2 separate regions of the Homo sapiens genome follow, and region 1 is linked to region 2. The links are chromatin contacts, found by Hi-C or POLR2A ChIA-PET in ENCODE. All regions are on one chromosome and are shown on one strand. Each heading gives the region's core, a stretch centred on a gene start or an enhancer-like site at or near the end of the contact. The rest is flanking DNA. Distances are from core to core; before and after follow the strand shown. Region 1 holds the start of CLDN19 (claudin 19). Region 2 overlaps HIVEP3 (HIVEP zinc finger 3).

Region 1 (5,284 bases), core at 584-3,083, 840 kb before region 2:
GAGGCACCACAGTCATTCAGGTCACCCCTGGGGAGCATCTTGTCACTGCCCGCAGCCCCCTTCAATCTGGACCTGGTGCCTCCCTCAAAAAGGGAGGAGTGTGGGAGAGAGACCACAGGGGCCAGCACCACACAGTTTCAAGCGGAAAGCCCTTCCTGCTGTTTCCTGGCTGGGGGTCTATTACCTCCCTCTGCCGTGGTCTCCTTACTGTTAGGAGGCCTGCTGCCTGCAACAGTGGCCCACATGCTTAAATTAATGCACTGGTCACAGGGTGCCCATTGCGGCCCCAGTAGGATGGAGGAGGCTCCCCTCAATCCTACTGTCTTGTCATTGTGGTAGAAGAATCTGAGCTCAGGACTTACTTCTCTGCCACTGTCCTAGACCCCATTTGGTCTTGGGACCCACAGGTCGTCCAGGAAGCAGGTCTGTGTGTGCTCGGATCCACGTGGCTCTGACCCTCCCAGCACAGAGAGCCTGAGGGTCCCAGTGTGCACCACCACAGGTCAAGCAGTGCCCACCCTTGACCCTCAGATGGCAGACCACTCCCCCATCTCTGGCCAGAGCTGCAGGCCATACCAGAGGCCTACGCCCTGGGCGGGCACACAGGGCTGCCATTGTCTGCTCAGCGCCTGGCACCCTCTCGTTTGCATAGCCACGTGAAGAATGCAAGAGCGGGCTGGGGACTTGTCCCTTCAGAGGGGGGTTGGGGCTGTGGGGGAGGAAGCCAGCAGGGGTCTGCAGCAGGACCCTGCCTTCCCCCAGTGCAGTCCAGGAAGGGTGGGTGGGCTGTTGGGGACGGAGGGGGCGGCGGGGGGCTGGCAGGAGTGGAAGCAGGGTTGTGACATTCCTTCTGCACCCACGCTGCAGTGGGGCCCACTTGAACGTGAGGGGATTGCTAATGAGGTGGAAGAGAGTTAAACATTCCCCTACTCCTGAAGACCAAGAGAGACTGGGAGAGAGAAGAGGGAGGTGGGGGTGCTCGGAGCGGGCAGCCTGAACCCCGGGAATGTGCAGAGGCCACTGCTCCGCGCCAGGCTGCTCTAGAGTTGGGGGCCAGGGCCCAGTGTTCCAGTCCCAGCAGGAGCTACTAAGCCAGCCAGCAAGGGGATTAAGGGGCTGAGCAATCCGCCTTCCTTCAGGCTGATGCCAGAAGGTTGGGGCTGTCTCCCCAGCTCCCCACCAGGCCCCTTGCTGGCCGGCAGCCAGCGCTGGCCCAGCCTCGATAGGGCCCCTTTTCTGTCCCCCTCAGATCTCAAAAAGACCCCACAGTACATATTTCCTGGTCTGGCCTCCCTGATTTTTGGCACACACAGCTCCCAGGTACCCATGACCCCTCTTCCCAACACCCCACCGCTAGCTCAGCCTCCCCACATCCAGCTTCAGAGCCCCTGCCAAAAAGTTATCCTTGACATCTAACTCTAGTTTTACCCGCTGCAAACTGGCATTCCTTTCCCTTCTGTCCTAAAGTCAAAGGGCAGAAAACCCCAAGGGTTAGATCAGCCTTGCAAGAGCAAAGTCCATCCTCCCAGGGCTGGTGTTTGGGTTAGGGATTATCCGAATTTTAGGACACCCGAATCAGGTTCCTAAAGGGGTTTCCCTGTGGGGAAAGGCCCAGAGGGCAGCTGGGTCATTCCTCTCAGCCCCTCCCTTCCCTATCCCTGCGGAACGGGGCGGGGCAGGGACACCACCTGGGCCATGGGCCGGCCCTCCGCCCCCAGGGGGCTGGGCATGAGCTTTGCTGGGGACCCTGCTCTGGCTTAGGCGGCTGCTGTGGGCGGGCCCTGGCCTTTTCCAGCCCCTGGGCCTCCCCCTGCATTCTGGAGTCCAGAGCCACTGCCTTTGCTCCAGCCGCTGCCGCCGCACCACCTCTCCTTCTCTGCCTCTGACCCTCCTTCTCGCTGCTCCCCCTGCCCAGCTGCTCCTCCCACCTGGCCATGACCAAAGCCCCTGCTGGCACCCTGGCCCAGCTCTGAGTCCTGGGACCCTCGGTCCTCTCTCCTGGGCCATGGCCAACTCAGGCCTCCAGCTCCTGGGCTACTTCTTGGCCCTGGGTGGCTGGGTGGGCATCATTGCTAGCACAGCCCTGCCACAGTGGAAGCAGTCTTCCTACGCAGGCGACGCCATCATCACTGCCGTGGGCCTCTATGAAGGGCTCTGGATGTCCTGCGCCTCCCAGAGCACTGGGCAAGTGCAGTGCAAGCTCTACGACTCGCTGCTCGCCCTGGACGGTAGGCCCCAGGCCGGCGGGGTGGGAGATGGGAGGTGGGAACAGCAGGGGAGTCTGGAGCAAGTTTTCCTCACAGTCTGCTATCTGCGCTGGGCTCCAACCTCCAGCCTCCGCTCTACAATTCCCCCACTACTGCCCTGTGCCCATTGACGGTCCAGGCCAGCCTGCTGCCCTGTGGGAGGGGAGGGCTCTAGGGTCTGGCGGCTGTGGGTCCAGATTCCTGCTCTGTCACTATAACTTTGAACTAGTCACCAAACCTCTTCCCATTGTGATGTTCTCATCTCTAAAGGGGAATACTAATACCTGTGGCACTCTGAAAGACTCAGTTAAGACCCTTCATCCACTTCTCCCCACAGTCAGTAGACAGACACACACTGTATGATGCACACCTGCTCCCTAGTCCTGCTCCCAGGCCTGTGTGCCAGCATATGGGTGCATGCACATGCATGCAAACACGCATGCACACGCACACACGTGCACATGCATGCACAGACAGGTGTGTCTGCATGCAGTCCCTCTCCTTCTGGGGTGTGGAGATGAGCCTGACAGGCACCGCCGAAGTTCTAACTCTGGGGTGGAGGTGATCCACCTGCAATCTGCCCAGGAGCCCCCAGGGACAATCTGCTCCCCATGGGAGCTGGGAGCAGAGCGGCCTTCAACCAGCCCCATTGTGCCAGTTCAGGCAGGTCAGTTCAGGCAGGTCATCTAGCCTCGCTGAGGGACCCAGGTCTCCTGAGCACCCCCCAGGGCCCAGGATGGACCCATGCACCCGTGAAGAGGCAAGCTTCCAGCTGCCATGGGCAGAGGGGAAAGTGACTGTTGTCTGAATGGCTGCTGGGGAGGGGTTGCTGCGGGGCTCAGGCTGAGTTGAGCTGGGCCTCAGATACCCCCAGCTCTTCCACCTACCAAACCTGAGGGGACCCTGGAGCTGCCCTCAGCTGCTTGGGAGGATGGGCCAAGCCCAAGAGGGAGTCCCCAGGCCAGAAAGCAACAGCAGAGTGAATCATACTACCGGAAAAGCCTGCAAGGGCGAGTGGAGAATGGCGTTGACAGTGAAGGGGACTCTCACCCCCACACCCTGTCCTCATGCCCGGGCTGTCACTCCTCACTATCCTGCACCTGCCAGAAGGTGGTCTGACCCCCCAGGCCAGCTCCTGCTCAAGCCCCTCTCAAGCTGGGCTCCTTCCACCGACCCCAGGCACCGACCCAACCCCCATCCCCGCCAGCCCGACTCAGTGTCATCCCGCCCACCCTAGGTCACATCCAATCAGCGCGGGCCCTGATGGTGGTGGCCGTGCTCCTGGGCTTCGTGGCCATGGTCCTCAGCGTAGTTGGCATGAAGTGTACGCGGGTGGGAGACAGCAACCCCATTGCCAAGGGCCGTGTTGCCATCGCCGGGGGAGCCCTCTTCATCCTGGCAGGTGAGTGCCCCTCACTCCTGCACAATCACAACCATGGCAGGCAGCCCCAGCCCCAGTGGCCTCGGGGGGCCAGAGCAGAGCTGAGCGCCCCTCTGCTTTGTCTTTAGGCCTCTGCACTTTGACTGCTGTCTCGTGGTATGCCACCCTGGTGACCCAGGAGTTCTTCAACCCAAGCACACCTGTCAATGCCAGGTGGGTGCCAGGGCTTGGGTCTTTTGCTTTACCTCCTCTGGGGCCACTGACCTTTGTCCACTGGATCACCTGGCGGGGGAAGTGGGGACAGGATCCAGCTGCTGTCCAAGAAGCTTTAAAGGGGGGCGCCAGGAGGAGTGTGGTGGGGCCCTCCATAGGGGCGGGAGGCCTGTGATGGGCACCCAGGTGCAGCAAGGACTCTCTAAGGACCTAAGTGCCCTGGCTCTGGGTTTCAATCCCAGCTCTGGCTGGGTGCAGTGGCTCACGCCTGTAATCCCAGCACTTTGGGAAGCCAAGATGGGTGGATCACCTGAGGTCAGGAGTTCAAGACCAGCCTGGCCAACATGGTGAAACCCCGTCTCTATTAAAAATACAAAAAATATCTGGGCATGGTGGCGGGCGCCTGTAATCTCAGCTACTCGGGAGGCAGAGGCAGGAGAATAGCTTGAACCCGGGAGGCAAAAGTTGCAATGAGCCGAGATTGCGCCACTGCACTCCAGTCTGGGTGACAGAGTGAGATTTTGTCTCAAAAAAATCAAACGATCAATCAATCCCAGCTTTGCATGCACTGTGTCACCTGGGCAAGTTACTTAATCTTTCTGTGCCTAGTTTCCTCCTCTGTGAAATGGAGCTAGAACCTGAGCACCAGTTCACACATGGTTGTCAGGATCCAGCAGGATGCAGGTGAGGGTGTGGCACCGTGCCCGGGCCCTGGACAGTACCCAGCAAGCCTGAGCTGTTTTCATTTCTGCTGGTGGCAGCAGGGCTGAGATGACTTCCTGCAGGAGGCAGCAGTTATTCTGGGCCAGGAAGAAACTTGAGAATAAGGGCAGATCGTGGAGGGCCTTGCAACCACAGGAAGATTTTGTTCCTCATTTGGGTGGAGGCAGCGGCAGTCCTTCTGGCTGTGATGTGCAGAATGGTGGGGAGGGAGTGACACCAGGAAGGCGGCTGTCCCAAAGGTCTGAGCAGAGAGTTTGGGGCAACAGGGAGGGAGCAGTGGAAAGCAGGCTGATATTCAGGAGATAACCAGGACTTGTAAGACTGTGGGCATGGGAACTGAAGGGGATGCTCTGCAAAGGGCCTGGGCCCACCTTGGCTCCTCCCTCACTTCTCAGCCTAGCCAGGAGCAGAGAATGGGACAGTCTTAACCCTAGACATCCCAATGGGCTTTGGGCCTTGGGGTGGAGAGAGGATGAGAAAAGATGTCTGGGCTTTTGCAATCGGGAGGGATGCCTGGAGGAGGCAGAGGTGTTGAGAGGCAAGGGGAGGGAGGAGATCTCAGGTACAAGGTTTGTTCCCTGGGTGGTGGCTGCAGCCACAAAGTCTGCCAAGCAAGGTCCAGCTCAGGCATGTCAGGATAGGACTCGGCCCCCGATCCCTTCAACAGTCCCCAATGCCACTTGGGCTGCCAGGCCCTGTGCTGGGTCCTGGGGACACTGAT
Region 2 (5,354 bases), core at 518-3,017:
TTTACGGCGCACTCTGTGTAAAGCATGGCGGTAAGCACCTTCCATGGATAGTCTCCCTTAATTCCACTTCTGGGAGTAGAAGATGACCATTTTACCTTACAGCAGTAGGTCTCATCAGGGGGTTCTGATTTTGTTGGTCTGGGCAAGCCCTGGGTATTTGGACTTTTAAACACTCCCCCAGTGATTTTAATGTGCAGCCAAGGTCAGGACCTCTTTTACAGTCAAGGGAATTGAGGCTTCAGAGGTCAAAGTCACTGGCCCGGGGTCACCAAGCTGTGTGGGGAGGCACAGTTAAAGCACAGGCCTGTGTGACTGCATTGTTTGACCCTGGGGCCCTCCTGCTGCTGCCAATCAGAAAATGGTCAGGACCAGGCACGGTGGCTCAGGCCTGTAATCCCAAGACTTTGGGAGGCCGAGGTAGGCAGATCACTTGAGGCCATGAGTTCGAGATTAGCCTGGGCAACGTAGCAATACCCCATCTCTACTAAAAATGTAAAAATTAGCTGGGCATGGTGGCACATGCCTGTAATCCCAGCTACTCAGGAGGCTGAGGCATGAGAGTCACTTGAACCCAGGAGGTGGCTGCAGTGAGCCAAGATTGTATCACTGCACTCTAGCCTGGGTGACAGAAAGAGACTGTCTCAAAAAAAAAAAAAAAGAAAAAAAAAGGAAAATGGTCAGCACTGGCTCCAGTGTGCTGGGCAGGAAATGGTCAGTAGGGATGCAAAGATGCTGATGGCTTTCCCAGTGCATCCTTGCTGACCCAATACTCTTTTAAGAGGCAAGCATGTGTGTACTCTGAGTCTAAACGGCTCCCTGGACAGAAAGCCATCAGCCTTAGCTCCTGGCCAGCTCAACAGAGGAGCACACCACCCAGCTGCCCATCAACTCTTGGTTCAGGCTTAGCTTGGTTGCATCTGGCTTCAAGAAACAAGGACAGATGCTTTTTGATTTCTTTTCTAATGTCACCTCATAACCAGGCATAAATGTCTTGGTCCCTCCTGAGGAGAGAAAGGTAGGACAAGTCGGGCAAGTGTGGTCTTTTCTAGCCTCACCTCCAGTAATAATTGCAGAATAACAAGGCCTCAGTGCTCACTGCATTCATCAGCACCATACTAAGGACCTTGCACACATCACCTCCTGTTACCTTCACAGGAATCTTGTGAAGTAAAGACTCTTAGTATCTCAATTTTTCAGATGGGGAAACTGAGGCACAGAGAGTCTGGCAGCAGAAATGGGAGTGATCCTAGGCAGTTGCTGAGCCTGGCTCAACTCTTAATCATCATCCTATGTGACCTCCATAGATCTGTTTTTGCCTTGTTCTTGAATTGCTTCAGGAGCCCCATCTAGTTCCCAGCCTGAAAATCAGCTTTGAGCAAGGGAGATGCTGCTTCATTTCTAGCACAGAGTTGGATCCATAGCAGGTGTTCAGTAAATGGTAGTTGGTAGATGTATTTTATTTTATTTCAATTGATTTTATTTCTCCAGATTCTACAATATCACAGTACTGTGATAATAATAAACATGTCTCAGGAATGTAACCCAAGTTATCCAGTTTTTTATGCTTTGACTTCTAAGTATTTCTAAATACTCACCATACTCTCTTAATTGTTGTGTCACATTCACTTTTAGTAGCTGTGCTACGTTCACACCCTATAGTTGTCCAAGAAGAGCACCTCTCTGCACTGTAAGAGCCTCGATGTCTTTCTTTGAAGGATTCTTTACCGGAATAGAAACTGAAACGATTCTAAATGGTAGCTATCCCTGCACCGTCCAGGCCCTCAGAATGAAGTGGTTTGTTTGGTGTGCTCTTCCAGGGTAATCCATAAAAAACTCTATCCCAATTTAGTAGCAGACATTGCCGGCGCTCTGCTCAGATGGCGTTGGATCACTTCGGCCACTTCTGTGTGCCCATCCTGCAGCTTCTGTAGCCTCTGTTTCTAAAGCTTTGCCCCATCGCCTTCTTCAAAGGATTACCCTCTTGCCAAGAGAGTTGGAGTGGCTGGGAGTTTCTGTCCTGGCCATGACAGTCTGTAGCCAATATTAATTAGGGTGGGAATATGAAAGGTCAGCCACCTTGCCCTGGCAGTGGGGGGTGGGGGTGTACAAACTTGCAGGAGGTTCGGTTTACATTCCAGGACCCTCCCTGGGGTCAGGCTGAGGCTGGGATGTGGCCTGAGGTCATGCTTGGCTTGGCCTCTCCCCTTTCTGTCCTGCTTCTCCACTCTCCTACCGACCACTCTGGGGACATTTCTTCAATGAATCACTCATCTAGGAATCCTTATCTCAGGATTTCCTTTGGGGGAACATGACCTAAGTGAAAGCAATGTGGGCCGGATGTCTTTCAGACCAGAAAATGCCTCAAATTCCCTTTTAAGCATTCCTTTTAGTGTCCAGGATTCTGCCCTAAGCCTCCACTTAAACTGGGGGTCCCACTTCCCAGGGACAGTAACCCACCCCTCCTCCTCACCACTGGCTCATTCTTGTGGGTAGTTTCTGGGCTTTGCAGCTCTCCCCCTCCTCACTTCTTAGCCAGACTTTACTCTGCTTCTGTTTCATTCATTCAATACCCAACAGGTATTGAATCCCTGTTCTGTGTCAAGCATCCTCCTAGGTGCTGGGGTACAGCTGTGAATAGAGCAGACAAGGAGCTCGCCCTAACAGACCTTAAGGGAAGAAGGCAATTCACAAGTAAACAAAGAAGCAAGACAGCACACATTAAGATAATGGCTGTGAAGGAAATAGGCTAAGTGAGTGGGGCTAAGCAAGTGGGGTGTGAGTGAGGCAGCCTCCTGGGCTGTGTGCATGGTGTCACCTCCCTCCTCCGCTTCAGCCCTTGCATGCCCAGCCACACCTGCTCCTGAAAAGAGCACCTCTGACCTGCGTCTTAATAAATGCCAGTGACATTGTCCTAACTTTGTCTTTCTTGCCCTCTGAGTGGCATTTTGTGAAGTTTAAAACTCTGCATCTTGTTTTCTTCCCTGGGCTTCTGAGGCACCAGCCTCTCCTGGTTTTCTCTCTGCTTTTCAGGCTTCTCCTGCATAGCCTTCTCTGCTGCCTCCACCACCCCTCTGCTTGGCTATTGAGGATCGCAGCTCCCTAGACTCTGTCTGAGGATTTCTCTTCTTACAATGTAGTCTTCCCCTAGGTGAAGGTGTCACGTCCCCTGGTGTTAGTTTCCATGCATCTCATCTGGACCCCTCTTTGGAAGAACTGATTGTAAATGCAGCCCCCTTCTTAGCATCTCCACTTAGATGACTCAACACACGCATAACTCGGCTCAGCACCTTCCCACATGCATGACCAACCCACACCCCAGCCCCTTCCTCAGCCTGTGAGTCTCTCCTCTTCAGATGCACCCTGTCTTAGGAAGGGGCACCACTGTCCCCCAAGCTGCTTGGGCCAGAAGCCGGACTTCACCCTCTCCTCTCCACCACCTGTTACACTTAAGCTGTCACCAAGTCCTGTGCATTCCTCCTCCTAAGGACGAGTGCATGAATCCATCCACTTATCCATCCTGACGTCCACTCCCTCTCCAGGCCACCATTGCTTGACTGCTGCAGGAGATTCCTCACCGGTCCCCCACATCCTGCCTTGACCCTTCCAGAATGTTTGCATGGGCCCTAATCATGTCTGTAATTTCTTGCTGAACTAAAGATAATTGAAAATTCTTCCCAAGGTATGCACCACCCCAGGCGATGGGCCCTGCCTACTTCTCCAGCCTCACCTCCGGCCACTCCCCTTTCTCCCTCTCCTTCAGCCTTCCTAACAGATGATTCATTCCCAGTTATGGCCTTTCCACACACATTTCCTTTTTCCTGGGAAGCTTTTTAGGGAGGCCCATATGTGTGAAGGCTGCTTTCTTTTTCCCTGAAGTGCTGTGATCACCACTGGGATGTGGGGTGAAAGATACCACCACTGCCTCTCTATTCCCTCTCTACTGGGAAATTTGGAAGAGATCTAGGTGGGAGCACAGGGAGTGGGGAGAGGGAAGGGATAGAGAGGCCCAGCCCAGGGAGAGGCAATAAGGGGGTACGTTGTCTGAAGAGAACGTAAAAGCAATAATATAATAAACGAAGTCTGTTAGATTTTGACTCTCACCTTGCACCAAAAATTCTAAAACCTGTTGATGCAAAATACTCTACCCCCAAGGGAGGATTGCTCCCTCCTCTTCCCTCCACTGGATGTGAGAATAACTTTTGGGAGTCTACCAAGTAATAGCAGCAATAACTGTCATTTACTGACCACCCAGTACCAGGCACTTTGTTAGCTATGTTAGGATTCTCATCACATTAAATCCTTATAGCAGCCCTGTAGGACAGGGCTTGTGGGACCCACTTTAAAGGTGAGGAAACTGAGATTAAAGAGTAAAGCCGGCACAGGCACATCTTGAATTGCTGGCCAGGAAACCCTGCCCATGGGCAGCTATTCTTAAGCAGGGAGCTGGCTGCATTGGCCTGGGCAGAGAAGGCTTTCTGAGATATATATATGTATTTTATTTTTTTTTCCCTTCAGAATAACTCTCACAAGCACTGGACTTCCAATAAATCTGCTTTAGGGCAGGGCTTTGTAATTCAACATGAACCCTGAGATGCTCCAGATTCTGCTGACAGGGGAGAAGATCATGGCCTGAGAATGTTTTGGTTCAGGGACAATAATGTAGATTTGGAGAAAGATCAGGCTGGGCTTGAATTCTAGACCTACTACTTACAGGATCTTGGGCAGATTATTCTCAGAGCCTCAGTTTCCTATCTTATAAGCTGGGGGGTAATAATAGTACTTCATAGAGCTACTAGGAGAGTTAAATGATTCAATGAAGGTGACACTTTCATGAGCGTGCTCATTAGGTGATTAGACTCTATAATGCTTATTAAGCTCATGGCAGATTAAATGATGTATAATGGATGAGTGACAATCAGCTGACATCAGGAGTTCAAGACCAGCCCGGCCAACGTGGTGAAACCCCGTCTCTACTAAAAACACAAAAAATTAGCTGGACCTAGTGGCGGGCACTTGTAATCCCAGCTACTCGGGAGGCTGAGGCAGGAGAATTGCTTAAACCCGGGCAGCAGAGGCTGCAGTGAGCCGAGATTGCACCATTGCACTCCAGCCTGGGCAACAAGAACGAAACTCCATCTCTAAATAAATAAATAAATAAAATAAAAAACAGACATTTGACAAATGTTTGTTTTCTTCCACATAAACATCATCAGGAGAGTATAAACGTTAATTTTTCTTTTTAGGTAGACATCCTACTCTTCTGGGAGTCCATTAAATAGACAAGAGACACTGAAAACACCTAGAGATGCATAAACCACATCAGATGAGAGCCCACATTTCTGGTTTAAGTTATT

What was found. Hi-C counts contacts between places; a loop is a spot of excess contacts on that map. ChIA-PET counts read pairs that join two places held with the same protein, here RNA polymerase II (POLR2A).
Region 1: a map of GM18951 shows a loop between it and region 2 (5-fold over the local background). The contact joins the promoter of CLDN19 here to the enhancer-like site in region 2. A Hi-C loop is called at or near these places in 1 of 168 maps with a recorded cell type or tissue (GM18951). POLR2A ChIA-PET finds 5 or more read pairs at or near these places in 1 of 52 experiments (Panc1).

What each region holds. Positions count from the first base shown.
Region 1 is chr1:42,736,785-42,742,068 of GRCh38, reverse strand. CLDN19 (claudin 19) reads left to right here and starts at 1,833. Exons shown (of 5, transcript NM_148960.3): 1 at 1,833-2,228; 2 at 3,484-3,648; 3 at 3,756-3,840. The coding sequence starts at 2,006. RefSeq lists an enhancer at 1-476.
Region 2 is chr1:41,899,209-41,904,562 of GRCh38, reverse strand. The region is part of intron 1 of HIVEP3 (HIVEP zinc finger 3); the gene reads left to right. Among named protein-coding and RNA genes, the nearest start is that of HIVEP3, 17 kb to the left of the region's middle. Within about 2 kb of position 1,767, at least 5 of the 41 ENCODE cell types and tissues checked have a DNase peak (open chromatin) inside an H3K27ac peak, as active enhancers do.